2 separate regions of the Homo sapiens genome follow, and region 2 is linked to region 1. Evidence: chromatin loops called from intact Hi-C (ENCODE). Cell type or tissue: PC-3. All regions are shown on one strand. Each heading gives the region's core, and the rest is flanking DNA. Links, peaks and the distances in the headings are about the cores only. Region 1 has its middle 90 kb from the start of RANBP6. Region 2 has its middle 22 kb from the start of IL33.

Region 1 (15,689 bases), core at 4,512-12,511:
AGGTGGGAGAAAATGAAACAGAAGATGGAGTGTGGCACAGGAGGCAATGTTAGAGTGTGGCAACTTCTCAGCCAGGAGGTGGTCTCAGAGCCATGGCCACCTGAAAAAGGGAAAGGAGCAGAGAAATGGCAGGAAGGAGTGCTGAGGGTAAACTTTGCTTATTTCAAAAGTCCTGTCTCAGACTGGTCCCCTGATGCAGAGATTCTGCTTAAGGGAAATTAAATTGGCAACAAATAATCTTTTCCGAAAACTGTGATAAGAAATTATTGCTTGCACCATAGCACTGGCCTTCCTTTCCTGTACTGTCATTCTGTATCAGTGTAAAGTTAGTCATAAGATCATGTTTATTGAGAGTCCTTGACCCAGGCAAACTCAGGATGTGGAATAATCCATGGATGGAGAAATTGTATTTCTTCTCTTATTAGGAAAGACTAGTTTCCCTTAAGCAGCTGTGGGATGGGAAACTGACAAAGACTTACTCATTTAGGCTCTGTTATTTACAACTCTTTTTCATTCCTGCTTACAAGGTTTTCAGCACTGACACTTTTTATCAGCCTTGCACTTTTCTCTTCCTCTCCAAAATTTGTCAGAGAAATGTTTATCTATGTCAATATCTATGTCCAAATCTATATTTCTTTATTTTTTTCTCAGCACAGCTTCCCTTACAGAGGCCTTCTTCATATGCTAAGCAGCATTACAGAAGTACTAAAAAACTACAAAAAGATGGATCACTCTCACTATACAGGTATTTGATTGCTCTTAGGTATTCAGAGGGACTTTATGGTCTGGAGCCTGATGTCCTGATTGCAGGCTGTGAGCGGAAAAGAGGAGAAAGGAAACTAATGTGATAAATAGAACAATTGGACTTTCACTCATGTAGGCAGAGTGATGGGTTAATACTGAGTGTCAACTTGATTGGATTGAAGACTACAAAGTATTGATCCTGGGTGTGTCTGTGAGGGTGTTGCCAAAGGAGATTAACATTTGAGTCAGTGGGCTGGGAAAGGCAGACCCACCTTTAATTTGGGTGGGCACAATCTAATCAGCTTCCAGCGTGGCTAGAATATAAGCAGGCAGGAAAATATTGAATATTAGGAATGGAGTTCTTTCATGGTTTTGGGGTTTTCTGGAGTTGGCTGCTTAATATGATTAGACCCCAAAATGCTAAGGACTCTACTTCTAATAGTATAGAGAACACTGATAGTCCTTGATGTGAACTGTAGAGAGTTATGCAAAATAAATGCATTTGGCACTTCTGATTCATTACTCATGAGAGGCAAGGAGTTTAGTGACTCTATAAGTAATACCTTTGACCATATGTGGAGAACCAAGGAACATAATGAAGCTGGTTGGTTGCTCCCAAGTTCAGTGGACAAAGTGATGAAAGAAAATTATGAACTCAGGGATTCTGTCTTCTGGCTTCAGAAGCTGATACTGAGACTCAAATCTGCTAAGATTGCCCTGAGTGAGAGTCTTATCTCCTGTAGAGAAAGAGTTGAAATTGTGGAAAAACAGAGACAAGCTCTTATCATGCAAGTGGCTGACCTGCAATGAAAGGTGCATGCACAGCCTCACCATGTGTCTATTGTTAAAATGAGGGCATTGATTGGAAAAGAATGGGAGCCTGCAACTTGGAATGGGGATGTTGGGAGGACTCTGATGAAGCTGGGGACACTGAGTTAGTAAACTCTGATGAACCTTTTTTGCCAGAAGAAACAGCTTCCCCATCCCCAGTAGTGGCAACATCCCCTCCCCATCCTATGCTGCCATAAGCCTTTACACCTTTGTCTGAGGAGATAAACCCTGCCTTGCCTGAGGCAACAGTGATGGCCTCCCCTGATGGGCAGTTGCCTGGCAAGATAATGTTGATTCTCCTCAGTAGTCACTACTAACGCCCCTGTTTTGCTTCTAGACCTATAACTAGACTAAAGTCCTGGGGGGCCCCTAAAGGTGAGGTTGAGATTGTGACCCATGAGGAGGTGCCCTACACTCAAAAAGAACTGCTTGAGTTTTCTAATTTACATAAACAGAAATCTGGAGAACAGGCATAGGAATGGATATTAAGGGTGTGAAATAATGGTGGAAAGAACATAGTGTTGGATCAGGATGAATTTATTGATTTGGGCCCACTAAGTAGGGACTCTGCATTTAATGTTGCAGCTCAGGGAGTTAAAAAAGGTTCTAATAATTTCTTTGCTTGGTTAGCTGAAATATGGATAAAAAGATGGCCCACTGTGAATAAGCTGGAAAAGCCTGATCTCCCTGGGTTTAATGTAGAGGAAGGGATCCAAAGGCTTAGGGAGATTGGGATGGTAGAGTGGATTAGTCACTTTAGACCTACTCATCCCAGCTGGGAGGGTCCAGAAGATATACCCCTGACAAATGCCTTGTGAAATAGATTTGTGAGGGCAGCACCTACATCTTTAAAGAACCCTGTAATTGCTCTTCTCTGTATGTCAGATCTAACAGTGGGAACCATAGTCGCTCAACTACAAAATTTAAATACAATGGGAATAATTGGATCCCAAGGTGGCAGGGGCCAAGTGGCAGCACCCAACCGTCAAAGGCAAGTTGGGTGTAGCTACCATAATGGACAGCAGAAACAAAGGGGCAATCAGAATAGTCTGACTGGTGTAGAGCTCTGGCGTTGGCTAATAAATCACGGTGTTCCTGGAAGTGAAATTGATAGGAAGCCTACTGCATTCATACTTAATTTATATAAGCAGAAAACTTCGAGGTCAAATGGACAAAAGACTTATTTGAATTTGAATTATAAAAACAGAGAATCATGGCCCCTCAATCAATTTCCAGACTTAAGTCAGTTTATAGACCCATAACCCCTTGAATGAAGGGGAGGCCATGTCCCCTTGAGGAAGGACCCCACTACATTACTGACAATTTATGCAGTAAATCTTTCTCCCATCCTTCCCCAAGGAGACCTCTGGCCTTTTTCCAGGGTAACTGTGCACTGGGGAAAGGGAAATAATCAGATATTTCATGGACTACTGGACACTGGCTCTGAGCTGACGTTGATTCCAGGGGACCCAAAACGTCATTGTGATCCTCCAGTTAAAGTAGGGGCTAATAGAGGTCAGGTAATTAATGAAGTTTTAGCTCAGGTCTGACTTGTAGTGGGTCCAGTGGGCTCCTGGACTCATCCTGTGGTCATTTCCCTAGTGCCAGAATGCATAATTGGCATAGACATACTTAGCAGCTGGCAGAACCCCCACATTGGCTCCCTGACTAGTAGGGTGAGAGCTATTATAGGGCAAAAGGTCAAATGGAAGCCATTAGACCTGCCTCTACCTAGAAAAATAGTAAATCAAAAACAATATCACATCCCTGGAGGGATTGTGGAGATTAGTGCCACCATCACGGACTTGAAAGATGCAGAGGTGGTGATTCCCACCACATCCCTGGTCAACTCTCCCATTTGGCCTGTACAGAAGACAGATAGATCTTGGAGAATGACAGTGGATTATCTTAAGCTTAACCAAGTGGTGACTCCAATTGCAGCTGTTGTACCAGATGTGGTTTCATTGCTTAAGCAAATTAACACATCTCCTGGTACCTGGTATGCAGCCATTGATGTGGCAAATGCCTTTTTCTCCATTCCTGTTCATAAGGCCAGTTTGCCTTCCACTGGCAAGGTCAGCAATATACCTTTACTGTCCTACCTCAGGGGTGTATCAACTCTCTGGCTTTGTGTCATAATCTTACCTGGAGACATCTTGATCGCTTTTTGCTTCCACAAGATATCACACTGGTCCATTACATTGATGACATGCTGACTAGATCCAGTGAGTAAGAAGTAGCAAACACACTGGAATCATTGGTGAGACATTTGCGTGCCAGAGGATGGGAAATAAATCTGACTTTCAGGGACCTTCTACCTCGGCAAAATTTCTAGGGGTCCAGTGGTGTGGAGCCTGTTGAGATATTCCTTCTAAGGTGAAGGATAAGTTGCTGCATTTGGCCCCTCCTACAACCAAGAAAGAGGTACAAAGCCTAGTGGGTCTCATTGGATTTTGGAGGCAACACATTCCTCCTTTGGGTGTGTTACTCCAGGCCATTTGTCAAGTGACCTGAAAGGCTGCCAGTTTTGAGTGGGGTCCAGGAGAAGGCTCTGCAACAGGTCCTGTCTGCTGTGCAAGCTGCTCTGCCACTTGGGCCATATGACCCAGCAGATCAGATGGTACTTGAGGTGTCACTCGCAGATAGGGATGTTGTTTGGAGCCTTTGGCAGGCTCCCATAGGTGAGTCACAGTGGAGGCCTCTAGGATTTTGGAGCAAGGCCCTGCCATCTTCTGCAGATAACTACTCTCCTTTTGAGAGACAGCTCTTGGCCTATTACTGGGCTTTGGTGGAAACCGAACGTTAGACTATGGGTCATCAAGTTACCATGCATCCTAAACTGCCTCATGAACTGGGTGCTTTCTGACTCATCTAGTCATAAAGTGGGTCATGCACAGCAGCATTCCATCATCAAATGAAAGTGGTAAATACATGATCAGGCTTGAGCATGTCCTAAAGGCACAAATAAGTTACATGAGGAAGTGACTCAAATGCCCACGGTCTCCTTTCCTGCCACCCTACCTTCTCTCCCTGAGCCTGTGCCAATAGCCTCAGGGGGAGTTGCCTATGATCAGTTGACAGAGGAAGAGAAGACTAGGGCCTGGTTCACACATGGTTCTGCACAATATGCAGGCACCACCCAAAAGTGGACAGCTGCAGCATTACAGCCCCTTTCTAGGACATCTCTGAAGGACAGCAGTGAAGGGAAATCTTCCCAGTGGGCAGAATTTCCAGCAGTGCACCTGGTTTTGCACTTTGCATGGAAGAAGAAATGGCCAGGTATGTGATTATATACTGATTCATGGACCATAGCCAATGGTTTGGCTGGATGGTCAGGGACTTGGAAGCAGCATGATTGGAAAATTGGTGACGAAGACATCTGGGGAAGAGGTATGTGGATGGACCTCTTTGAGTGGTCAAAAACTGTGAAGATATTTGTATCCCATCTGAGTGCTTACCAACAGGTGACCTCAGCAAAGGAGGATTTTAATAATCAAGAGGATAAGATGACCCATTCTGTGGACACCACTCAGCCTCTTTCCCCAGCCACTCCACCATCGCCCAATGGGCCCATGAAAAAAGTGGCCGTGGTGGCAGGGAAGGAGATTATGCATGGGCTCAGCAACATTCCACTCCCTAAGGCTGCCCTGGCTATGGCCACTATTGAGTGCCCAATTTGCCAGCAGCAGAGACCAACACCGAGCCCTCGATATGGCACCATTCCTTGGGGTGATCAGCCAGCTACCTGGTGGCAGGTTGATTATATTGGACCTCTTACATCATGGAAAGGACAAAGGTTTGTCCTCACTGACATAGACACTTACTCTGGATATAGGATTTCCTATCTTGCATGCAATGCTTCTGCTGAGACTACCATCCGTGGACTCATGGAATGCCTTATCCACCATCATGGTATTCCACATAGCATTGCCTCTGACCAAGGCACTCACTTTTTGGCTAAAGAAGTGCAGCAGTGGTCTCATGCTCATGGAAGTCACTAATCCTACCATGTTCCCCATCATCCTGAAGCAGCTGGATTGATAGAATGGTGGGAAAGCCTTTTGAAGTCACAATTACAAGGCCAACTAGGTGACAATACTTTGCAGGGCTAGGGCAAAGTTCTCCAAAAGGCTGTGTATCCTCTGAATCAATGCCCAATATATGGTACTGTTTCTCCCATAGCCAGGATTCACGGGTCCAGGAATCAAGGTGTGGAAGTGTGACACCACTCACGATCACCCTTAGTGAGTCACTAGCAACATTTTAGCTTTCTGTTCCCACAACATTACGTTCTGCTGGCCTAGAGGTCTTAGTTCCAGAGGGAGAAACTCTGCCACCAGGAGACAAAACAATGATTCCATTAAACTGGAAGTTAAGATTGCCACCTGGACACTTTGGACTCCTCCTACCTTTAAGTCAACAGGCTAAGAAGGGAGTTATAGTGTTGGCTGGGATGATTGACCCAGGCTATCAAGATGAAATCAGTCTCCTACTTCACAATGGAGGTAAGGAAGAGTATGCATGAAATACAGGAGATCATTAGGGCATCTCTTAGTATTACCATTCCCTGTGATTAAGGTCTTCCATCATGGAAAGGGCAGAGGTTTGTCATCACTGGAATAGACACTTACTCTAGATATGGGTTTGCCTATTCTGCATGCAATGCTTCTGCCAAGACTATCATCTGTGAACTCACGGAATGCCTTATCCACTGTCATGGTATTCCACACAGCATGGGAAATTACAACAGCCTAACCCAGGCAGGACTACAAATGATCCAGACCCTTCAGGAATGAAGGTTTGAGTCACTCCACCAGGTAAAAAAAAACACAACCTGTTGAGGTGCTTGCTGAAGGCAAAGGGAATACAGAATGGGTAGTAGAAGAAGGTAGTCATCAATATCAGCTATGACCACGTGACCAGCTGCAGAAACGAGGACTGTAATTGTCATGAGTATTTCCTCCTTCTTTTGTTAAAAACATGTTTGTGCAAGTATACATTTGTACTAAAAAAAAATTCATTTTATTTCCTTTCTCCTTCATCATGTGACATAGATTTATTGACTTCACATCAGCATTTAAGTATTAACTTTATGTAATAGTATTTGGTTTGGGGATTGGGGTGTTTCTGGTTGTATGAAGGATAGTTGTATTATGTTAGGCATAATTATGACTTTATTATTGTCTTTATTTGAAGATTATGTATGATCTCAGGAGATGTGTAAGGGTTCAAGTTGACAAGGTGTGGGCCTGTTGTAGTTAATACTGAGTGTCAACTTGAATGGATTGAAGGATACAAAGTATTGATCCTGAGTGTGTCTGTGAGGGTTTTGCCAAAGGAGATTAACGTTTGTGTCGGTGGGCTGGGAAAGGCAGACCCACCCTTAATCTGGGTGGGCACCATCTAATCAGCTGCCAGCGTGGCTAGAATATAAGCAGGCAGAAAAATATGGAAAGAGAAACTGACCTAGCTCCCCCAAGGCTATATCTTTCTCCCATGCTGGATGCTTCCTGCCCTCAAACATCAGACTCCAAGTTCTTCAGATTTGGAACTGGGACTGGCTCTCCTTTCTCCTCAGCCTACAGATGGCCTATTGTTGGACCTTGTGACTGCATGAGTTAATACTTAATAAACTCCCCTTTATATATATATATATATATATATATTCCATTAGTTCTGTCCCTCTAGAGAACCCTGACTAATACAGGCAGCAAATATGTAACTGTTCACAGCATTTCACTTCATTCCCAGAATTGACAGGCAAGCAGTCATATGTCCTTCCTTTATGCTCATGGGTCCTATGGATGCAAGGTAGTGTTTTCTAAAAAAAAATAAAATAAATAAAAAATCAAAAAGATAAGAAAATTTGAAGGTATCAGGGCTGGTTTTGAATCCTGGCTCTGCTCTGACGCTTATTCCACACCCCAGAACAAGTTATTTAATCCCTGTAAGTCCCACTGTGCTCATCTGTGAGATGGGAATATCAATCCCTACAATGTTGGGTTGCTAGAAAAGATACATGAGATAGCACCTGGAACAGAGCAAGTACTTCATAAAAGTTGGTTTTTAGCCCTAGCCCTTTATGCCTCCATTTCCTGCCTTTGATCATCATTGGTGTGAACTTTTCTGCCTACTGAATAATAGAGAAATGCTTTGTGATGATAAGAACATAGCAGAGAATGAAGTGTGTAAATTCTGGGGCAGAGAAAATTCTCTGGACTAAACACACTTTAGTGTACATGAACATCCCTCCAAATTTTATCAGGCTGGTGCCTATATGTTTCAGCTTAAAATATACTTCCTGATAAGCAGAAAGAAAATTTTAAGTAATAGATAAATAACGTGTACACATGGACATACAGTGTGGAATGATAGACATTGGAGATTCCGAACGTGGGAAGAAAGCATAGGGTAAGAAATTACTTAGTGAGTAAAATGTATATTATTCTAGCAGTGAATACACTAAAAATTCAGGCTTTACCACCACTCAATATATCCATGTAACAAAATTGTACTTGTACTCCCTAAATTTATACAAATAAAAATTAACTTCTCTCTCTCTCTCTCTTCCTGGAGGAAAATAACTAGTAGGTTTCTTTTGGGTTGGATAGGACTTATTTGCTTTTCAACACCCAAAGAATAACTTTGAAAATGTTATTTTCAAAATAAATTGAGTGTTCCCTGGAAGTTGCTGTATTTTTTTAATTGGTTATTTTGGAGTAGTCTAGAAGACTTCCCTACAATTATTGTTTAAGCCTTAAAATAAACCCTTTAGTATACAAATTTGAAAAAATTAAAGCTTTCTTGAAAATAGATTTATATATACTCTATCAGAGTGCAAGCAGGAAACAGAAGCTACACCAGTTACTTGAACATAGAGACTTTAAGGAATGGTTGGTAACTAGGTAACTGAAAGGATTAAATTAACAAACAAACAAACAAAAAAACAACAATGAAAGTAACATGGAGATAGCAACTGCAGGAAGCAGCTACCACTCCTGGGGCTGGGGATAGCAGAGGGAAGTGCTTGGATTTATTAGAAGTTAGAAACTTTGAGAAAGGGCCCCACAACTTGTGCTGGCTGTGAGCTGGGATAAGCAGCCCTGTGGGCCTGCCACTGAAACCTTTGAGGACAGGGCACTATTTATAGCTCACTTGTGTCTATGAGGTGGGGGCATGATGAAGCTGTTTTTGCGAAAGTTGCAAAAACTGCAAATTGGAATCAGCTGCTGCTATGGAACGGCATGGGTGAAGAAGCACTCCTGGAGTGATCTTACAGAAACCACAAGCTGACAAGCCTATAGGGAACAAACTGAAAGGAACCTGTCCTTTCTCTCTCCTCCAGCCTGGCTGTCTCCCTCTGTAACACCCTCTAGTGACAGAGCCTAACTGGAGCAGCTGGCAAAGCTAAAAATGATGTTTTGAGTCCCAGGCCTGAATTGCATAAGTGTATAGAGAAGGGTAGCTGAGAGACAATAACTTAATGTAAAACTTGTTTGAAAATAGACCTCTAATGCAAAGGAAAGACACGTTGAGGAATTGATATCCTCTCATTCCTTTTTCTTCCCAACTCCTAATTCAAGGCTAAGAGAATGTTCCAAATTGTAATGGTATTTGGAGGATGATACAAGATGAAATGTGACCCAACATTTCTTTTCCACCTTGCCATGACTCCAGTGGCTCCAAGACATTTGTATTCCACAGACTGGTAAAATTTTCTATTTGTGGCAACTGACTTAGAGTTGATTGCTTTTTATTTTGTCTAGTGATAGCATTAAGTACCCAGTAGCATTTCATTAAAGAAAGAATATTTCAACCACCAAAACTCAGGAAGAACATAATCTCAGAGTAACGAGTAGTTCTTACATGGATGATTTTGCTTTTTTGAAAAACCCATTGTTAAAATGCAAATACTGAGGGACAGAAATAAATTAATATTTCTTATTTTTGTTTTTAAAAAAACTTTCTTTTGTTTTTATTTATTTATTTTTGAGACAGAGTGTCGCTCTGTCACCCAGGCTGGAGTGCAGTGGCGTGATCTCGGTTTACTGCAAGCTTTGCCTCCCGGGTTCACGCCATTTTCCTTCCTCAGCCTCCCAAGTAGCTGGGACTACAGGAGCCTGCCACCATGCCCAGCTAATTTTTTTTGTACTTTTAGTAGAGACGGGATTTCACCATGTTAGCCAGGATGGTCTCGATCTCCTGACCTCGTGATCTGCCCACCTCGGCCTCCCAAAGTGCTGGGATTACAGGCGTGAGCCACCATGCTCGGCCTCTTTTGAGACACGGTCTTGCTCTGGCACCCAGGCTGGAGTGCAGTGGTGTAAATACAGCTCACGGCAGACTCAAATCACCTGGGCTTAATTGATCCTCCCACCTCAGCCTCTTGAGTAGCTGGGACTACAGCCACCACACCTGGCTAATTTTTAAAAATGTTTTGTAGAGATGGGGTCTTGCCAAGTTCCCTAGGCTGGTCTTGAAATCCTGGGCTCAAGCAATCCTCCTGCCAAAGTGCTAGGATTGCAGGCATGGGCCTCCAAGCCCAGGTGAACAATCTTGATATTCATAAATTTGCATGGGTTTTACAGTTACAGTAATTGTAATAATCTGTAATTATTAAGAGCTTACTATGAACTAGGATTATGATGAGCACTATATATATGATTTAATCTTCCTCGTAAGTCTCCCAAGTGGGTCCCATTATCATCCCCATTACACATTAAGGAAAATGAGAATTGGTGAAGATGTGAGCCTAAGGTTACACAGCTAAGTGGCAGAGCTATGCCTAGAAGCCAGATCTTCTGACAACAAAGTCTGGCTGGGCTGCCTGGCTACCCATACCTCTCTGTCTGGAATCCCTTTTACATATTCCCTATATGGATTCCTACTGAAGGTATGGGCCATGGGCCCAGGCACCACTGACTTTATCATATGGCCCTGCCCTCCTGGACAAAGCTTGTTCTAACTTTCAAGATAAAGATTATATAACTTTCAGCTACAGCCTGGCTACATGTTGTTCCCTGACCTTGTATTATTTGAGTTCTTTTCTTAAAATGAACAAACTTCTCTTGGCTTGAGATATTTATGTTACCATTCCTTGCATTCTTTCTGTTTTTATATTCTTTGCAAATAATCCTTGCTTGAAGTGTTCAAAATCTCCCCCAAGATGGGCACCCCTGGTAGACTCAGAAAGCCTGAGCTGCTGCTGTGCAGTCCAATATCTACTCACGCTGTTGAGGCTGGAGAAGGGGAGATGGAAATGGTGCTCATAGCCTTCCAGCTTTGTCTGCTTCAGTGGCTCAGTGGCTGTTTGCAGATGGAGTTTTCGGCTGGGGCTCAAGCCCTAAGGTTGGAATACTAGCTTCCCTGACTCCTTGTTTCCTGCTCCTTCTCTCACTGTTCTGAGTAGTGGTTCTGTACCATCTGCTTAATGCAAATAATGCAGTATTTTATTCCTCTTTAATGAACGTAGACACTTGTGATGGAAAGACACATAACACACAGCATGCACAGGGAGGGGATTTATGAGTTCTGACCCAAAGTCGGGGCAGTGAATGCGACCTCGTACACAGAGATTCATTAGAAAGTCTCCAATGTCAACATATGGCATTTTTTTACTCAGTACTGTCAGGTAGCTTTTATTTTATCCCTTTACTCGTGAAAAAACAGATTCAGATGCATTTGCCACAGGTATCGTAACTAGCTAGCCACTGTCAGAATCATGATTACAATGGAAGGATTTTGATTCCTGTTCCAAGACTACACTACCTCTTGGCAAAAATAAAAGCATTCATTCATTCTTCATTTATTCAGCACATATTTTTCTAATACTTTTTCTGTGCTAGGTTTTGGGGAATTCCAAAGGGAGCAGAATATGATCACTGATGTCATGGTGAATATAGTTCTGTGTCAGATCAGACATGAGTCAGATAATCATATAAATAAAAACATTAACTTTGTTTAGAAGTAAGGGAGTGATAGGTAGCCCCAAGAGAACAGATGACAAAAATGAGGTTAGTAAGAATTCATGTAAGATGGGTTAATCATATTTAAAAAGCAAGAATTTAAATAAACACCAAGCAAAAAAAAAAGTTTCTTTTCTGAAATCATCAATGATCAAGAAATCACCACTACACGATATATCCATGTAACAAAACTGCATTTGTACTCCTTAAATTCATACAAATTTAAAAAGAAACCTTAGATGTGTCAGTGTTTGAAGAAAATCATATCTTTTTCATCTGTGATGCCACCAATCAGATCACAGCTGATCTGATTAGAGGCTAGATTGCTAACAGCTGCTAGCTCCTTCGGGCTGCAGAACTTGTGGTTAAATTTGATACTTAGGAACACAAATTTTTAAAAATAAATTGCTTATTCTGGTTTCTTTTAGCAGAGAAATTTTCCTCTCTTGTCACCAGGCAAGTCTACTTGGATTACTCCCCATGGTTAGAGTAAGAAAACCTTCTCTTTTCCTTGCCCTTTAGCTGGGCCTAGACTCAGTGGAAGTTAAAAGACATGAAGACACAGGCCTATGAGCCCTCAAACCATCTCTTCCACATAGGACACAGCCCCTCTGGCCTTTTCACTTCTGGAAAGTTGCTTTGCTGTCTCCCCCACAAGTCCTAGAAGTCTACATATTCATCTAGCAGCCTGTTTCCTTTGTGGGCTTCATGCAGATGAAGTGCTAGGTAACATTTTATGTTTCTCTCTTTACAAAAGTAATACAGGTTTCCTATAAAAAACATAGAAATGTGAGATGTCACCACTCATTGTTATCAAGTTCCTATTGTTTCTCTTTGTTTTTCAAAATTGAGAAAGAATGGAATTATAGACTCCTACATTTCCTTTTGCTTTAAAAAGATATTTCATAAAATAATTGCCCCCAACCTAACCTTTCTGGTTCTTTTACGCTTTTAGACAAAGCAGATCAACTGAAAACCCCAGTTACAGTGGATTGTGGGGTGCAGGGGTGAGGAGAGAGGGGAGGCAGTGGGTTTTAATCTTGCTTTTACTCTATATTATACTTTGTGGTCTCTGTCAATGTGAAAAAGACTTGAGCATTCCATCACTGTTGGTATAATTGTCTTAGACCTCCAGAGCCACTACTTTTACATGTGGTAGTCTTGAGTTGTGCAGTGTACAATGTGCACAGCGGTACCCTTACTCACTCTTTCTGCTCTGTTCCAGGTCTATTCAACTTCTTTAGCCTTTCTCTTGGTCTCTGATTTACTGTTCAGCACCCCTTAGCCTGAAACTTCATGAGTAAATTTGGGCTTCCAAGTTTGGCCCTTTTATACACAATTTGTCTTTATCAGTGTGGCTAGATTTAGCAAATAAAAATACAGGACACCTGGTTACATTTTGGGGACATATTTATACTAAAAATTATTCACTGCTTGACTGCAATTAAGATTTATTATAGTTGGGCATCTTATATTTTATCTGGCAACTCTTATCCTGACCCTAGCTGTTTTAGGACTTGGATGTGTTTGCTGATCCCTCTGCCTGCTCAGGTCTCTTTAACCCTACCCTGGGTAATGTTCATGTCCTCTAGGGGACAATCGATTTTCTCACAGGAGGTGTAAGAAGCAAAGTTCTTCTGATTGAGGAGCATGGAGGAACACGATCTAGCTAAAATAAACGAATCTTGCCTCACAATTGTCTATCACTAGCAATTTCCTATGTGTTTATATTATATCTGTTACATTGCAAGTTCCTGGAAGACAGGGACTTGATTTTTTTCTTTAGCGTCACAGTAGGTTTTATTAAGATCAGAGAGATGCAATTGCAATCAAATCAATCAAGCTCTAATATACTGGCTAATAGACTTCTAAGAAAACCAAGCTTCACTGAAAAAAAAAGAACAACTAAATATTTTTTAAATTCAATTTATCATGCAAGTGTGAGTAATTTACTTTCGTTTGTTCAATTCTCACATAGCTCAATTTATAAGTATTGGAGGCTATAGGTTTAAGAAACATATTTGTGTAAAGTTGCTGACCCACATAGCATTTACCACCATACTATGTTGTTTATCTTGAGAGGCTGAATATACAAATAAACACTGGCCAGACCATATATGACAAAACAACTCTGACCATAGTCTCTGCAGCAACCAGCCCAGGAAGTCCAACCACAACCTTTGTAGCCATTGGCCCAAATTGGTCAGAACCTGGTCAGTGACTCCCAGCTTTCCTAATGTTTGCCCTCACTTCTAACCCAGAACCAACCAGAGCAAGAAAATATGCTCCCCAAACCAATCATAGAGGATGCCAGCTTCTACATAGCCCACATCCAGCTTCCCCAGGCCAACATCTTTTGATCAGGGCACACTTGAAGCTTTTCCTTTTTTTTCTCCTATAAAGCTTTCCCACTCCTCTGTGAGTCTCTGTCAAACAAAAGTGATGGTACCTGACTTCCTCGCAAGCTCTGGATGAATAACCTCTACCTGTTCTAATTCAGATTGTCTTTGTCTATTTCCACAGTGTTTACTAGGATCTCTATACAGAATTTCTTCAATGGCAAGATTAACCCCGCCCATGTTTAGGAAATCATTTAGGGCCACTGAATATCAAATATGGTCCCAGAAAAAGTGTTGACACTGGTTCAGACTTGGGTGAAGAGTCCTTTGATCTAGCTCAAATCTGTGATAATTTGATATTACTCAATCCTCTTTCCAGCTCATCTCAGCAAAAGTCTCACTGCTTGTGAGTGTCCTGCATACAGTCTGATTTGGGTGGTTGTTTTCTTTGTGGAACTAATCAGAGGTCATATGACATTTACCTCTGGATAGTTCAAATTGACTATTTCCTTAGGTCTATTTTGCCCTATTCACTGAGAAATGTATGGTCTCTGATATTAGATTGTTTCAATTCGAATTCCACCAATATCTTGTATTCATCTTGTGAGTCTGGAAAAGTATATGGGCTTATTTAAGTCTTAAATTGCTTATTTAAAAATTGTGATAGTGACATTAGCACCTACCTTATAGGGTTGTTTGAGAATTAAAGCATAATTTCTGTAAGACAATTACCAAAGTCCTAACATGTAATAGTTATTCAACAAGTAATAGCTATCATTATTACTATTATTAATCGAAATAGGTGCTTATATTTCCAAATTAACAATCTTTTGTACTTTTGATGTGACAATATGTGCATTAAGTGGTACAAAGAATTAAGGCATTGTCTTCATAATTACGTGATAGCAACTTTCTTCTTTATTAGAAATCAAGCATCTCAGAACCTTCATGATTGGCTATTAGGCTTTTTGACCTCAGCATTGTCAATGGCTTTTACTGGTAGGGCAAGTTACAGCTAGTAACTTGGTCAAGGTTTTTGGATATGAACTTTACTTTTTAGAGTTTAAACCAATGTACGTTTAAAATGTGATACTCCAGAGGCACAGGAAAGTACATGACACAGCCAACTGAAGAGGTAGCATGTCCTAAAATATTTTCTCTATTCTCTTTTGAACTCTGTTATAATCAAAGAAATCTTTATGGTGAAATGCTCATTTTGCAGACATGCCATGTGTTTTAATTTCAAAATTGAACAAAGGAAAAATCCCGGGGCATTTTATGTGCATTTTTGTTAATGTGATCACAGATACAAAGTTAGTCATTCAATCCCAAATGAGACATGATCTCACTGGGAGGGAAAGGACACGTCAATCGCACTGCCCGTGCACTCCTGTCTCCTCACTGATGTAAGGGATTTGTTCTGGGAAGTCTCTAGCAAACATTTTTGGAACAGGTATTTTGTGAGAATCTCCGTTTTTGTCACAAAAGTCACTCAGTGGTCTAACTGGAACCAAGAATGGAATGAGTTACCTTATTAAAAATTTTAAATCAAACAGTGTTTATTTTGTTTGGTGGGTTTTAGAAGAAATTAGAGGAGCAGCAGGTCATGATGGAGAAGCAGGGGATCTATCAGGAGCACCAGGAATGCTTTTTCAAAATATATATATTCTATTAGATTAAATGTTACTAAGAACAGGCCCTCAACACAGCCCCATATAGCATATTTTCCCACTTTTCTACAGTGGCTATTTTAAATATTTTCCATTCTCTTCAAATCTCTACTCTTGTCTCCTTTATCAACTACCCATAA
Region 2 (15,689 bases), core at 4,190-12,189, 87 kb after region 1:
TTTTATATATTTACTGTAAAGGATTCTTTTAGTTCACATATTATTTCTCCTAAACAGCAAAGGATACCACCTTTAAACCAAACCAAACCAAGTCATGCCTCTGAGTGAAGTTGTAGAATAATTTTTTTGAAACTTTAACATTTTAATTTTCTATTAGCAAGCTAAAACAAAGCAGAGGCTAAATTCCATAGTCTCCAGAAATATGGGGATCGCTATATGTAAGTGTATTAGTCCATTTTCATACTGCCCAAGACTGGGTGATTTATAAAGAAAAGAGGTTTAGGAGCCAGGCACGGTGGCTTACACCTGTAATCCCAGCTACTTGGGAGGCTGAAGCAGGGAAATTGCTTGAACCTGGGAGGTGGAGGTTGCAGTGAGCCGAGATGGCGCCACTGTACTCCAGCCTGGGTGGCAGGGCGAGACTCCATCCCCAAAAAAACAAAACAAAACAAAACAAAAACAAAAAGGGAAGGAAGGAAGGGAGGGAGGGAGAAGGTGAAGGGGAAGGGGAAGGGGAAGGGGGAGGAATAAGAAAAAGAAAAAGAGGTTTAATGGAATCACAGTTCAACATGGCTGGGGTGGCCTCACAACCACGGTGGAAGGCGAAGGAGGAGCAAAGGCATATCTTGCATGGCAGCAGGCAAGAGAGCGTGTGCAGGGGAACTGCCCTTTATAAAATCATCAGATCTTGTGAGACTTATTCACTATCATAAAAACAGCATGGGAAAAACCTGCCCCCACGATTCAATTACCTCCCACTGGGTCCCTCTAATGACAAGTGGGGATTATGAGAACTACAACTCAAGATGAAATTTGGGTGGAGACACAGCCAATTCATATCAGTAAGTTCATCCTGAAAGGCTGAGAGTAAAGCTATCATAAAGATGGGGATTTCCTGCTTTTCTCATTCTGTTTATATTTTTACATCCTGTTTTGTCTAAAGTGTTCTTTTGAAACAAAGACCTGGAAAGAAGTCCAAGTAGACTCTGACCTCTCTTGCATCTCCTGTACCCATATTGGAGGTAATACATATCCCATACTTCTATGAAAAGAATGCAGGTCTTGGAATCAGGCTGACTTGGGCTCAAATATGAACTTCATCACTAACTAGATATGTGAGCCTTAATTCTTCTGTCTTTGTAATGAGAACTTCTTTGGGGTTCTGATCTGGATTAAACAAAACATTGTGTATAAAGCCCCAGGCACATAGTAGGTGCTCAACATAGTAAGTGCTCAATAAGTGGTAGCCACAGTGATATTTATTATGAAGTGGGCCAGACTTTGGGAGGAAGAAAGAAGGTAAAGAAAGATATAGACCAAATGGGAAGATAATGTCATGGCTTTAATTCACTTTTCATGGAAATTAGAAGAGATTGTGAGTAACAGAAGGTCACTTGGGGAGCTGTCCAGGGTGCAGAGGATGCCAAGAAATATTTATCTGATTGAAGAAGAGAGTTGAAAGTTCATTAAAACTTCTGTTTACATTTGAGCAAAACCTGCTCTTAATAATTACTCTCAAAAGTTGCAAGCTAAAGTAACTAGATAATTCAATAAATATATAGATACCAGGTCTGAGGCTCAGAAGGACTGTCCAGGGTGGGTCACCAAGCTCCAGGCCACCAGACTAGCGACAAGAGTTAGGCTGCAATTCCCAGGAAGGAAGAATGGAAGCCATTATCCCAGAGGAATATAGAATAGGCTATATTCTATAGGGTGGAGGGAGGAAAGTAGAGAACAGTACCTGGTAACAGGGACTGCAGGGGTAGCTGGTTTTGTTTGTGTGTTTTCTGCTCAGGAACAATTTCCATATCTTTGGGTGACAGATCCCTATTTTACTTTGCCAAAATTACCTCTCCTAGTGAAGGTGCAGGCCTTCCCAAGGTTACCAATTCATTTTCTTCCTTTGAATGTTGAATCTTCAGTAGATATTTAAAAATGAAAAATGGTTAGTATGAATTCCTCTGAGCTTTGCAGCACTCATCCCGGGGACACTGACTCACAACACAGTTTATATGAAAAGAGGGGATGCTCATCATCCCCTGAAGTTCAAGACGAGGCTGAGAAACATAGTGGGACTCTGTCTCTACAAAAAAAAAATTCTAAAAATTAGTCATGCTTGGTGGCACACACCTGTAGTGCCAGCTACTCGGGAGGCTGAAGCCAGAGGATAACTTGAGGCCAGGAGGTCGGGGCTGCAGTGAGCCATGATTGCACCACTGCACTCCAGCCTGGGTGACAGAGTGAGACTTTGTCACAAAACATAACAAAACAAATAACTAAATAACAAAACAAATAACAACTCCCTGGGAAAGCTGACTTTTAGCTTAATTCCTGCCCTTCAATATTCTCTATATTGTAAGGTGCTAAAAATTTACAAACTAGATTCCCAAGTTTCCTAACTAGGTAGTTTCCAGTTAGATTTTCCCAAAGGCAGGTCTCAGAGAAAGACCAGAAGGCAAAAGGGAGAAGCTATTTTATCCTCCATTTTCTGTTTCTGGATCTGGCAGTAGCCACAGGCAGCCACAGGATCCAGACGTCTTGGCAGTGAGTCCAGTAACATCAAGGGGACTATGGGCTCCCAAGTTCTTGCAGCTTCTGTAAATGTGCAAATTCTCAGCCTCTTGAAAGGTAACAGCAGCAGTGGTTTCAATAGCAGCAGCAGCAGCATTAACAAAAGGATGCTGGCAACCTCAGCAACATAGCTCTTTTGAATTCTGGGTACCATCACTGGCCCTTTTTGCCCCTCCTTGGATTTTATTCTCTCTGTTTGAATGCCTAGAGAAATTCTGCCTTTCTAATTGAACACCAATTAATAACTGAGAGTGATTTACTATTACACTTTTGGTGGGAATGTTAACACATGAGTACAATCAGTAAGATGCAGTACAATTGAACAGACTTGTGTTTAAACCAGGCTCCCCCACCTATTAGCAGTGTTATCTTAGGCAAATAACTTAACCAAACCTCAGTTTTCCTTATCTGTAAAATAGGGATGATAGAATCCCTCATAGGAATGTTACATAAATTATGACGTAACGTTTTATATGTAATGATATAATGTATGTAAAAAGTACCTGGCACAAAGGCGTTCAACAAATTTTGGTTTCCTACATCTCTTTCACCCAGCACTTGCTTGGTTATGGCTTAGGTGCATGAACACAGACACATTCCAGAGATGTTTGACTCAGTCAAGCTTCTATCAGGAACTAGGGTACAATAGAAATGGATTACATGAGGAAGTCAGATATGGAGGAAAAATGAAGTAGTTGCTGACAGGGAGTGTTAAATGGGATTTCTAGAAAGGACACTTCTCAGAAGAGAAACATGATGCACAACAAATTTTAAACCCTTACTTAGTGACAGCCTAATTCAAATCACAAACATAGGTCTATACTCAGAAAAATTATGTTCGTACACACTCTTTGGAAGAGAGAAACCCTGGCTGCTGGTCTTATTGTGGATACCTTCATAATTCACTTGGAAGATGGAACAGATTATTATTATTATTATTATTTGAGACAGGGTCTTACTCTGTCACCCAGGCTGGAGTGCAGTGGCACAACCTAGGCTCACTGCAACCTCCACCTCCCAGACTCAAGTGATCCTCCCATCTCAGCCTTCCAAGTAGCTGGGACTACAGGCACGTCACCACACCCAGCTAATTTTTTGTTTTTTGTTTTTTGTATTTTTGATACAGACAGCATTTCACCATGTTGCCCAGGCTTGTCTTAAAACTCCTGAGCTCAAGCAGTCTGCCTGCCTTGCCCTCTCATAGTGCTGGGATTACAGGCATTGAGCCACCGGACCCTGGCCAGAAGATACAAAATTATTTTGTATCTGTCCGTGGAGACATTTCACACTTATTATAATTTAGTATAAGTCATGGTGAATGTAAAGAGACAAATATGGCTTTTCACAAGGTGCCCCTTTGACCCTTCAGAGCACTAGATCTCTAAAATGAAGTATTTGGAGTCCAAAAGATATAAATAAGAATAAGAGGTCATGATGGTGTCTTCATGAGAAAAGATTGGGAATTAAAGATGTTTATGCTGAAATAGAATTATAAGATACTAGTAGTGGATGATGCTTTAAAGACTCTCACCTCTCATATTTTAGATCAGAGAACCTAAGCTCAGAGGAGGAAACTGTTCTTAAATTACACAAAAATTTGGAGGCAGAAATGTCACCAGGTTTCTTATATCTGGGAAAGAGACCAAAAAAAAGGTATTATCCTTCTGGAACAGTCTTGGCCAGAGCCTTTCTCCTCTAAGAGTGGGACTGGACAATGGAGCCAGGTCAGTGGTGGGTCTGTGCCATTGACTAGTGGAGAGCTCCCACATAAAAATATGCCACCCTTTGAGTGCAGCCACGGATGTTACAATCTAGTATTGAGTAAATGGACACTTGATTTTACATATCTCCTTCAATATATTTCATCATAATATTAACTGTCATAACTACAAATTATCAAAAATTCCCTACTTTTGAAAAATGTACATAAAATGAAGAATGATGGCTCTCCTCTGTCCTAGCAAGGGACAAAGATTGGCCTAGAAAGCAGGTCTCTTGATATCCAGTCCGATGTCCTTTCCAGTTTCCCCAAAATAATAGTAGCATTCAAAGGTATTAAAATATAGTGCCTTACATGGGTCCAAAAGGCAGATTTTGTTCTTGCTTGAAAAGAGAGCTGTAATAAATAGTCTAAATTTCTAGCAGGCATAGTAGAAGAACCTAAGGTAAATGTTTTAATTTTATGCTAATGGTTACTAAGGATTATCATAGAATTACCATTTTTGGGGAACTTGAAAAATAGGTGTGACAATTTGAGGGATGAAAAGATAACCAAAAAATAAATTTAGCTCCTGCTGTTGCCACTGAATGTGATGACAAATGATACAGAGAGGTCATTCTCACAAGACCTAGGCTAGGCCAAGGAGAATGAAGAGGAGACATCACACCAGCATTTAACTTAAGAAATCAGCTGTGTGGGTGGCTGTTGTGGTTGCTTTTAACGACTAGTTAAAAAAAAAACAGATTTATTGAAATAATTAATAATTCACATACACACAATTCACCCACTTAAAAGTGAACAGATCGATGGTGTTTATACTATATTCACAGTTGTGTAACTTCAGCCAGAATATTGGAATATTTTCATGACCTCAGATGAAACCCCATACCCATTAGCAGTTCCTCCCTTTCTCTCCCTTCTTCCCACCCCAGACCCTGGCAACCACTAATCTACTTTCTATCTCTTTGGATTTGCCTATTCTGGACCTTGCATATAAATGGACTCACACAAAAAACTCACTGATACGTAGTCTTTCGTACCTTGCTTCTTTCACTTAACATAATGTATTACAGGCTCCTTCATGTTGCAGTATGTACCAGTACTTCATTGCTTTATACTGTCGAATAATATTCCATTGTGTAGAGCGTATACTGAGGAGTGAATAACTGGGTCATATAAGAACTCTACGTTTAATCTTTTGAGGAACTTCCAGATTATTTTCCAAAGTGGCTGCACCATTTCACATCCCTACCAGCAAGATCTGAAGGTTCCAACTCTCCACATCTTTTTCAATACTTGTTATTATGTCTCTTTTATATTTTAACCATCCTATCATGTATGAAGTGATATCTCACTGTGGTTTTGATTTGCATTTCCTGATAGATAATGATATTGACTCTTTTCATTTATTGTTGGCTATTTGCATATTTTCTTTGAGAAATTGCCTTTTTTTGAAAGATAGTTTTGCTGGACATAAACTTGTTGATTGACAACTTTTTGTCTTTCAGTACCTTCAAAATGTTACCTTCTTGCCTTCTGGCATCCATTGGTTCTGATGAGAATTCAGCTGTAAGCATCATTGGCATTCCACTATACATGATCAGTCCTTTTTCTCTTACGCTTTCAATATTTTTGCTTTGGCTTTGGCTTTGAACATTTTTACAGTAATGTGTTGTGTGTGGATTTCTTTGCATCTATCTCACTTAGAATTCATTGAGTTTCTTAGATATGTAGAGTAATAATTTGTATGAAATCTGGGGACTCTTCGACCATGAATTCTTTGAATACTTTCTGCTCTATTTTCTGTCTCCTCTCCTTATAGTACACCAATTACACTTATGTCTGCACGGTTAATGGTGCTCTGACACTTTTTTCCCATTATTTTTCTCTCTGTTCTTGAGATAGCTTAATCTCTCTCAGTCTCTCTTCAAGTTTACCCATGTTTTTCTTCCTCCAAAACCAACAACTGAAGGTACCAAATAGAGAATAAAAACAGATAGATACTGAGGGAAGTCAATGCTGGGCAGAAAAGAACAGACATCAACTCCCATTTTGCGTATGTGTGTTTTCACCATGTGGGGTGGCTAAAACTCTTATAGAAAATCCTAGTTTTACTGGCTTAAGAATCAGAGAAAAGGACTTGTGTTTGGGGAACTAGATCCACTGGAAAGTGAAGAAGAAACTCCCAGAAAGGAGAGAGCCAAACAATGGGTCTCATATTCTAGGTACAAAATTTTCCCAAATCTCTGAGTGATCCTTGAACATGACTATTGGGGAAAGACTCAAAGCAAATTAGTTAAAGTTAAAGGAATTGAAGTAAAATTTCAGCTACACTCATCACAGTGGAAATACAGTGTTACAGTTTCATTCTATAAAAGTTAAATATATGCTTAAAATCAGTACTATTCAGAGGAACATTCAGATTCCGGAATTTTTACAACACATCATTCACAATATTGAGGATGCAATCCAAAATTATGCAACATTCAGGCCGGATGCAGTGCCTCACACCTGTAATCCCAGCACTTTAGAGGGCTAAGGCAGGCAGATCACCTGAGGTCAGGACTTCAAGACCAACCTGCCCAACACAGTGAAACCTCATCTCTACAAAAATACAAAAATTAGCTGGGCATGATGGTGGGTTCCTGTAATCCCAGCTATTCAGGAGGCTGAGGCGGGAGAATCATTTGAACCTGGGAGGCGGAGGTTGCAGTGAGCTGAGATTGCATTATTGCACTCCAGCCTGGGCAACACAGCGAGACTCCATCTCAAAAAAAAAATTATACAACATTCAAAGAAGCAGGAAAACATGACCAATTCATAGGAGAAAGATTAATAGAAAACAAGCTAGGATGACCCAGATGTTGGCCAACAATTATTTAAAACTGTATATTAAAATGATGCTCAGTAGTAAAAAGGAAAATATGCTCACAGCTAATAAAAAGTGGGAAATTTCAGCAGAAGAAAAGAGATTATTTTTTTAAAGCCCAAATAGAAATTCTAGAACTGAAAAACAAAACAGCTGAAATATAAAATTAACTGGGTAAGCTTAAGAACCAAATGGAATGATGGAGGAAAGAAACAATGGACTTACAAGTCAATAGAAATTATCTGATTTGAAGAAGGCAGAGAAATAAATTTTAATTAACAGAGCCTATGGATCTGTGAGACAATTCAAAACTGAAGACCTGAAAGAAGACGAGAGAGAGAATTGAGAGGAAAATCATGGCCCAAATTCCCTAAACGTGGCATAAAACATATAGTTACAAATTTATGAAGCTTAGACAGAATTAGTAGAAAAAACACTCCTATTTACATCATAATCAAACTATGGAAGAAAAATATTTGAAGACAAAGAAAAATGACACATTGAATACAGGGAAACAATTAAAATGATGGCTGCTTTCTCATAAGAAGCAATAGAAGGGGAGTCACAAGACAGTGAAACAGAGTTCATGTCCTTTGTAGGGACATGGATGAAATTGGAAATCATCATTCTCAGTAAACTATCGCAAGAACAAAAAAACCAAACACCGCATATTCTCACTCATAGGTGGGAATTGAACAATGAGAACACATGGACACAGGAAGGGGAACATCACACTCTGGGGACTGTTGTGGGGTGGTGGGGGGGAGGGATAGCATTGGGAGATATACCTAATGCTAGATGACGAGTTAGTGGGTGCAGCGCACCAGCATGGCACATGTATACATATGTAACTAACCTGCACATTGTGCACATGTACCCTAAAACTTAAAGTATAAATAATGAAAAAAAAGAAAAGAAAAAATGTACACCAATAAATTAAATAACCTAGAAAAAATATTAAAAAGCATAATCAAACTAAAAAAATAAATAAATAAATAAAGTACAAGGGAAAAGCTTGTCCACTTGGAATTCTGCATTCAGCAAAAATGTCTTTCATTATTGAAGGTGAAATAAGAGTATCAGGGAAAGAAAAATAAGAGAATTTATAACCACCATATCGGTGGTGAAACCAAACAAACAAACAAACAACAAAACTGAAATAAATTCTTCTAGTCTAAAAGGAAATAAACCTTCCTATGTGCCAGGGCCCACCTTAGGCACGGAAATACAAGTTTGAGTATAATGAGGTTCACCATGGAGTTTATAGCTTATAGATGAAATGGAAACCAAACATTGTACTTCATGGCAGTACCAATGGGAGCAGGAATGCCTGGCCTCAATAACAATAGGAGCCAGAAACCACACATGTATTTACTAAAATGTCTTTCAAGAGGGCACACCTGTAAGTCTCTGCATTTTGCCACTTATACAACTTCATCTTTGAGCGCTTACATAGGGTCAGATTACCTAACAATAGCTGTAAGCCAAGACAAAATTGGAGGAGGAGAGAATTAGTAGATACCTGATACAGGATATAAGGGCTAAGCTTTAGATTTTTCTATCCTGACTCGATCCAGGGTATTTGGTTTCTATTGTTTTTCACTAAATAAAGATAGGTCTTTCAACAATCCCAGCTTCTGTGGAATTAGCTGAAAATAAACCAAGAGCTAGAGACTCAAAGTATTTACAGTAGATACATTTGAGTAGGTATATTGCTCAAGTCACACTGTAACTGCCCAGTGGGTTCATTTTGCCTGCTGCCCAGATAAACTCAATTTATTAAGACAGAGGAATTGTAATAGACAAAGAGTTTAATTCATGCACAGCCAGCTAAACAGAAGACAGAAAATTCAGAGATTGGAGTTTTTTAAGGGCAATTTGGCCGGTAGGGGGCCAGAGAATGAGGAGTGCTGAGAAGTTGGGTTGGAGATGAAATCACAGGGGGTCAAAGTGGGTTCTTCTTGCTGTCTTTGGTTTTTGGACAGGATTGCAGAACTGGTTTAGCCAGATTACTGGCCTGGATGGTGCTAGCTGGTGCATCAGAATTTTAGGGTCTGAAAAACATTTCAAGCACTAATCTTGGGTTTTACAATAGCGATGTTATCCCTAGGAGCGACTGGGGAGGTTTGGAATCATGTGGCCCCTGGCTGAGTGACTCCTAAACCAAAATTTCTAATCTTGTTGCCAATTTGTTCGTCTTACAAAGGCAATCTGGTCCCCAGGCAAGAAGGACATTCATTTCTGGAAAGGGCTGTTATCATCTTTGTTTCAAAGTTAAACTACAAACTGAAGTCCTCCCAAAAGTTAGTTTGGCCTTTGCCCAGGAATGAACAAGGGCAGTTTGGAGGTTGGAAATAAGATGGAGTCAGTTAGGTGAGATCTCTTTCACATCATAATTTTCTCACTGTTACAATTTTTGCAAAGGCAGTTTCAATACCACAGTTAGATCAACAAATATTTTGAAAATGGGAAAAAGGGCCTTTTCAAATTAATTTTTTAAAGAGATAACCCCAGAAGGTCTTGTATGGGGTGGAAAAGCAATAGGAAAATTATATAATATGATGATTCTGTGAAACTAGTGGGTCAGAAATAAGTGTTTACAGGCCAGGGCCTGGTGGCACCAGAATGAGCTCTTGGAAGTAGCTGGCTTTGTGTGTTGGGTCCATATGCTGGTGCACCCATGTGGCTGCATACCTGATCTGGGTGGGTGCCGAGGCATTGTCACCCCTGAGCATTGCCTAGGCATTTCTCGTGGCCCGCTAGAGACCAGTCCCACTCCCTTGTCCCCTCCTTCCCCTGCACTCTCTAAGAAGTTCATCTGCTCCTTCCAGGACTGTATGTAGCACCAATTACAATAAGGTCCAGATGCTTGAAGAGCACCTATGCAAGCACACGAGGAAGAGACCATTCATTTGTGACTATGAAGGGTGTGGCAAGATTTTCCTCAGGGTCTACCACCTGAGTCACAACATCCTGATTCATATGGGAGAAAAGCTGTTTATGCACTAGTGGCTGTGACAGAAAATTCAACACAAAATCAAACTTGAAGAAATATTTTGAACACAAAGATGAGATTCAGCAAACAACATATATGCAATTTTGAAGGCTGTAAAAAGATCTTTAAGGATCAGTAGCTGAAAATCCATCAGTGCCAGCATACCAATGAACCCAGAAAGGATGTGGGAAATACTGCCTGACCCAGCAGGCTGAAACGACACACGGAGGTTCAGGAGGGCTAGATGTCAAAAGAGATGTTCCTTTGTGGCAAAAACATGGGTTGAACTTCTGAAATATGTGAGGAAAAAAAACCCATATAGAGGAAATAACATGTGAATATGGCAGAAAATTTTTAAACACAAAGATTATCTTAAGCAATATATGAAAACTCTTGCTCCAGAGAGAAATATTTGCCAATGTTCAAGAGAAGGCTGTGGTAGAACCCACATGACTGTATTTAATCTACAGAGCTGTATCCTCTCTTTTCATGAGGAAAGGCACCTATTTGTGTGTGACCATCCTGGCTGTGGCAAAAGGTCTGCAATGAAAGTCTCACATAGACATACCATTGCAACAAGAAGAAAATTAAACTCAGAGTAAAACCAACTCATGAAAAACGGAGTTCGGTGGGGTGTAATGGCTCATGCCACTTTGGAAGGCTGAGGCAGGCAGATCATTGAGGTTAAGAGTTTGAGACCAGCCTGGGCAATATGGCAAAACCCCGTCTCTACTAAAAATAGAAAAATTAGCTGGGCATGGTGGCGTGCGCCTGTAGTCCCAGCTACTCGGGAGGCTGAGGCAGGAGAATTGCTTGAATCCGGGAGGCAGAGGTTGCAGTGATTCCAGTCACGCCATTGCACTCCAGCCTGGGTGATGAAGCAAGACTCCATCTCAAAAAAAATAAAATAAAAAGAAAAGTACAAAGGGAGTTTGGCCTCTGGTCTCAGTGGATATACCCCTTCTGAAAGGAAACAAAAATAAGGTTTACCTTTGTCTAAAAATAGAAAGACACTGAACTGTACTAGAGACGTGGTGCAATAACTTAAACCTCAACTAAATATCACATTACTTTGTTTAAAGGACTACAAACCAGTGAGCTTTCTTTCTTTCAGAGGCGTATTTTTTAATTAAAATCACTGATGCAGAACAACAATGTGTTTTCCATGTGCACTTGGTCAACACCTATATCTTTACTGTGTCTCCTATGAGCAGGTACTGGACACGGAGGATGTAAAAAAAAAAAAGAAATAAAAATGAGGCACCATCAGGGATTTCCTCCAGGAGGCAGTGTCACTCTAGAAAGACATGAGTGACCCAGGGATTATGTCGCCAGCTTCAATTCAGTCTAGATTCCTGGCCCTCAGAGAGACATGACTGCTGAGGGCAGTAGCCTAAAAAAGGAAACCCCTGGCCTTTTGGCTGGATGCCTCTGTGCACCCCTCCAGGCCCACTCTCCACCTCCCACAACCCTGCTTTATGACCACAGAGGCTGACTTTCTAGGCTGCTCCACTGGGCAAACTTTCTCTCAGTCAAGGTGGTGGGATTTAGTGAGCTTTCACTAAGTGATGCTTCATGGCCAACAACCTCAGATTATTACGATAAATATCACTTCCTATTTCACGTTACATAAGGGCTCGGGGTAGGTGGTACATCTGTGGCTGTGTGGCTCAGCTGCAGGTGTGGTGACACCACAGGTCTGTTGCATATGTCTGTCTTCTCATCCAGGGACCCCTACTGAAGGATCAATCATTCTTGGGGCATACACTGAGGTTAGAGCTTTTCTTTCCTGAGCTTCCTCCTTACCAGGATTTTGTGGTTGGCAGATTCCCTGTACTGAATCCTTAGCTGCTGCCTAACAACCCCTTCCTAGAGCTGTGTTCTCTGGGCCCAGTCTCTGCTCCTTCTTGACTCTTGGCTACAGAAAGTAGCACCATCCTTGAAAGAAATGCAACCCTGCCAGTACCGTGATCTTTGTCTGGTGAGCCTGGTGTTGGACTTCTCTGACCTGTAAGATTATACATTTGTATTAGTTTGAGCCACTAGGTTTGTGGTTATTTATTATGGAAGCAATAGAAAAGTAATAAAATCTCTCTCCTGTTTTCAGGTAGTAAAGGAAATCTTGAGCCTTGAAAAGCACACTCCTGGGATGATGAAAAGAATGCAACCACTGAGTGTGCCAAGTAGCTTAGCATCCGCTTAGCTCTTCCCGAGATTGTAAACCACTCTTCCTGATCTGAACCACTCTTCCTGAGATTGTAAACATTGCTCAAGGCTATTTACCTTAGAAATAAGGAAATTTGCAGACTCTATAAAACATCCCTTACAGTTGGTAAAACTTACTGCTGAATCAGTTAAACAATAAGGCCTTGCGTGAAAGGAAAAATAACGTGAGTTGGGGCAGCCCAAGTGGGAAATGCCTCTGCATAGGGGAGTGGCATGAGAAAACGACACTAGTGGAAAGGAGTAGGGGGTGTTCCATGGCGGGGATGAAGTTGCCCAAAGTAACCACCCTAACAATAGATGATCTGGAAGAAAGGACCATAGACTGGTACAGAAGCTGTATCCAAAGTCAGACTACAAATCCTCGACTTATCTTCTCCCACCTCATTTCTCACCACGCTCAGTCCAGCAATACTCCAAGGAAGAACACTTCTTTGGTGTAGCTCCCACATATCTTCTCTCCTGGCTTGTGATATGCACCTGTCATAACTTCCTGGGAGGGGAAGACTGAAGGCTGTTTCTCTTAGAACATGCTGTTTCTCTTAGAACATGCTGTTTCTCTTAGAATTTTCTCAGGTATGAACCAATGCAGGACATTCCTATAGATTGGTGGTTTTCAAATCTCTTCTGCAGAATCCTAGAATCTCGAGGCCTCCCGCAACTGGGATAGTTTAAGCAATAGTGATCTTATTCCCCTTACTTCTCCTTTGACTACAGGAGCTCTGCATCTATATGTTGACATGTATGAATTCTGTGTTGAGATTTTATTTGATGTAAGTTTGTGCTTTTAAGAAAAATCTGAAAACTACTGAGCAAAATCAAGTGTAGTAGTGCATGGAGAGAATATTTTCTGTCCCAGACTTGCCTGAGAGCTCACTGTAGAAAAGATTGGGCATTTGATGCCAAGTATAGTAGTCCCCCTTATCCATGGGGGTTACATTCCAAGACCCCCAGTGGATGCCTGAAACCATGGATAGTACCAAACCCTCTATATTATACTGTTTCCCCCCATACATACATACCTTTGATAAAGTTTAGTTTATAAATTAGGCACAGTAAGAGATTAATAATAACTAATAAAATAGAATAGTTATAACAAAATACTGTAATCAAATTTATATGAATGTGGTCTCTCTCTCATTCTCAAAATACTGTAATATTTTCAGACCACTGTTAACTGCAGAAAGTGAAACTGCAAATAAGCAGGGAGTACTGTACCTGCTATTTCTCAATTAGTGCAGCTTATGGATTACTTTTCTAGGCACCAGGGATGGAAACAGAGAGGGAACTTGGCCTCTGTGATTTCCACAAAACAAACAAAAACGAGGCTTATTGGTGTATAGCAGACTAGACAGTTCTAAATCCTGGCACCATTCAATTGACAGGCAGCACTTTCCTTTCTAGCTACATCTCTTATCAAAGAAAGAATGAACTAGCAAACAGGTTGAGAGTAAAATCAAACATTGGCTTGATGATCTCCCAGGAAGGGCAGTTGTCTGCTGCCCAGCACTTCTCTTCACCCATAAATCCACAATACAGCGCGTTGGGATCTGTCCAGTGATCACTGAACAAGGGGCATGAGGAGCACAGGTAGACTACATTTTCCAGAGATTTTCATGTTTATATACTGGATGCTAATGAGCAAACCTCTAATGGAGGACCCACTGATTATTTTTCTAAAGGGTTAAATACGTGTTCTAAAAAAAAAAGTGTTAAGTAAAATTTTTCAGAATTGGCTGTGGAGCACGTAACTCACTCTTCATACCATGTGGGGATGGTAGGCATTCTAGAATGTCTTCCTTCTATCCCTCAGCTCCTCTCTCTCTCCCCCTTCTTCTCAATCCCATCATCTTCCCCTCACAGAACTCTCACTATGTATCACTTCCTGGTGTCCCTGTTCCCTTCCTCAAGACATACCATCCTTACCTCTCCACAATACAATGTAGATTTCAGCCCTAAGTCATCCAGAATCTTGCAACCTGTCGTCACCTGAGACTTCGTATGCCTGTCACTAGGGGATCTGCTCTGGCTTCCGCTCAGTGTCCTCCACGAGGAAACTCTGGTCCCTTTCAAAGGGGGAGGAAGGAAATGGTGGTGCTTCGATTTCAGCTCAGTCTCTTTCCACGAAAGTTTCTTCACAAGAAGGCAAACACAACTTATTAATGAAAGAATGTCTCTTTTCTTCCTACTAGCTGGTCTGGTCTATGTGAAGAACATAGATCTTTATCATCTCGATTGTGACCTGACTTCTTATGAAATAATCACCCTGGTGTAATGGTCCTAAAATACTAGACTTCTTTCCTGACCTGGATTTTTCAAATTAATGGTGTTTTATCATAATCTTTTTATTGTAAGGACTAGCTTAATTGCCTTGTGACCAGAGAACATGGTTTGTTTGAAACAGCAACCCTCATATATTCTGTTGGGAGTGTAAAATGGTGCAGCCACTACATAAAACAGTTTGGCGGTTCCTCAAAAAGTTACACATGGTATTACCATATGGCCCAGCAATTCCATCCCAAAGTATATACTCGAAGAATTGAAATCAGGTATTTAAATGAAAACTTGTACCTAAATGTTTACAGTAATGCCATTCACAATAGCCAGATGGTGGAATCAATTAAAATGTTCACCAACTTATGAATAAATAAATAGAATGTGGTATATTGACATAACAGAATATTGTTGAGACATAAAAAGGAATAAGGTACTGATACTTGCTACAACATGAATAAAAACATTATGCTAAGTGAAAGAAGCCAGACACAAAATATCACATAATGTATGATTCCATTTATATGAAATATCCAGAAAAGACAGTCCACAGAAATAAAAAGCAAATTGATGGTTGCCAGGGGCTAGAGGTAAGGGAAAATGGGGAATGGATGCTTTATGCATACAAGATTTCCTTTTGGGGTGATGAAACTGTTTGGAACTAGACACAGGTAATGTTACACAATATTGTGAATGTACTAAATGCTACTGAATTGTACATTTTAAATTGGTTAATTTTATATCATGTGAATTTTACCTCAATTTTAAAAAATTACTTTTAAGTGGACATTTTTGTAAAAGCTGTTTCATATTCTCCACATACTCAACAATAGTTATTTTTCCTTTTTTTTTAAAAAAAAATTACATGCATCCTAGTGGGTGAAAAGTAGCATTTCACTGTGGTTTTGATTGGCATTTCCCCAATGACTGATGACACTGAACATGTTTTCATGTGCTTGTTAGCCATTTGTATATCTTCTTTGGAGAAATCCCCATTGAAAGCTTTTGCCCATTTTAAAATTCGGTTACCTTTTTGG

The links. Hi-C counts contacts between places; a loop is a spot of excess contacts. Peaks named below come from ENCODE experiments on the same cell type or tissue, not always from the same donor. Only the 100,000 strongest peaks of a DNase experiment are listed, where the experiment ranks them.
Region 2: a loop joins it to region 1, with 2.7 times the contacts of the local background. A loop is called at or near these places in 1 of 110 quality-filtered maps.

The regions. Positions count from the first base shown.
Region 1 is chr9:6,098,277-6,113,965 of GRCh38, forward strand. No RefSeq gene overlaps it. Among named protein-coding and RNA genes, the nearest start is that of RANBP6, 90 kb to the left of the region's middle. RefSeq lists enhancers at 8,234-8,734, 8,483-8,532, 8,735-9,235. In PC-3, for the core only: a CTCF peak has its summit at 8,941 (motif pointing left); DNase peaks (open chromatin) are centred at 4,565 and 8,925; H3K4me3 peaks cover 291 bases; H3K27ac peaks cover 4,399 bases.
Region 2 is chr9:6,186,071-6,201,759 of GRCh38, forward strand. It overlaps the pseudogene GTF3AP1. Among named protein-coding and RNA genes, the nearest start is that of IL33, 22 kb to the right of the region's middle. In PC-3, for the core only: CTCF peaks have their summits at 9,056 (motif pointing right) and 11,439 (motif pointing right); a DNase peak (open chromatin) is centred at 10,091; H3K27ac peaks cover 3,565 bases.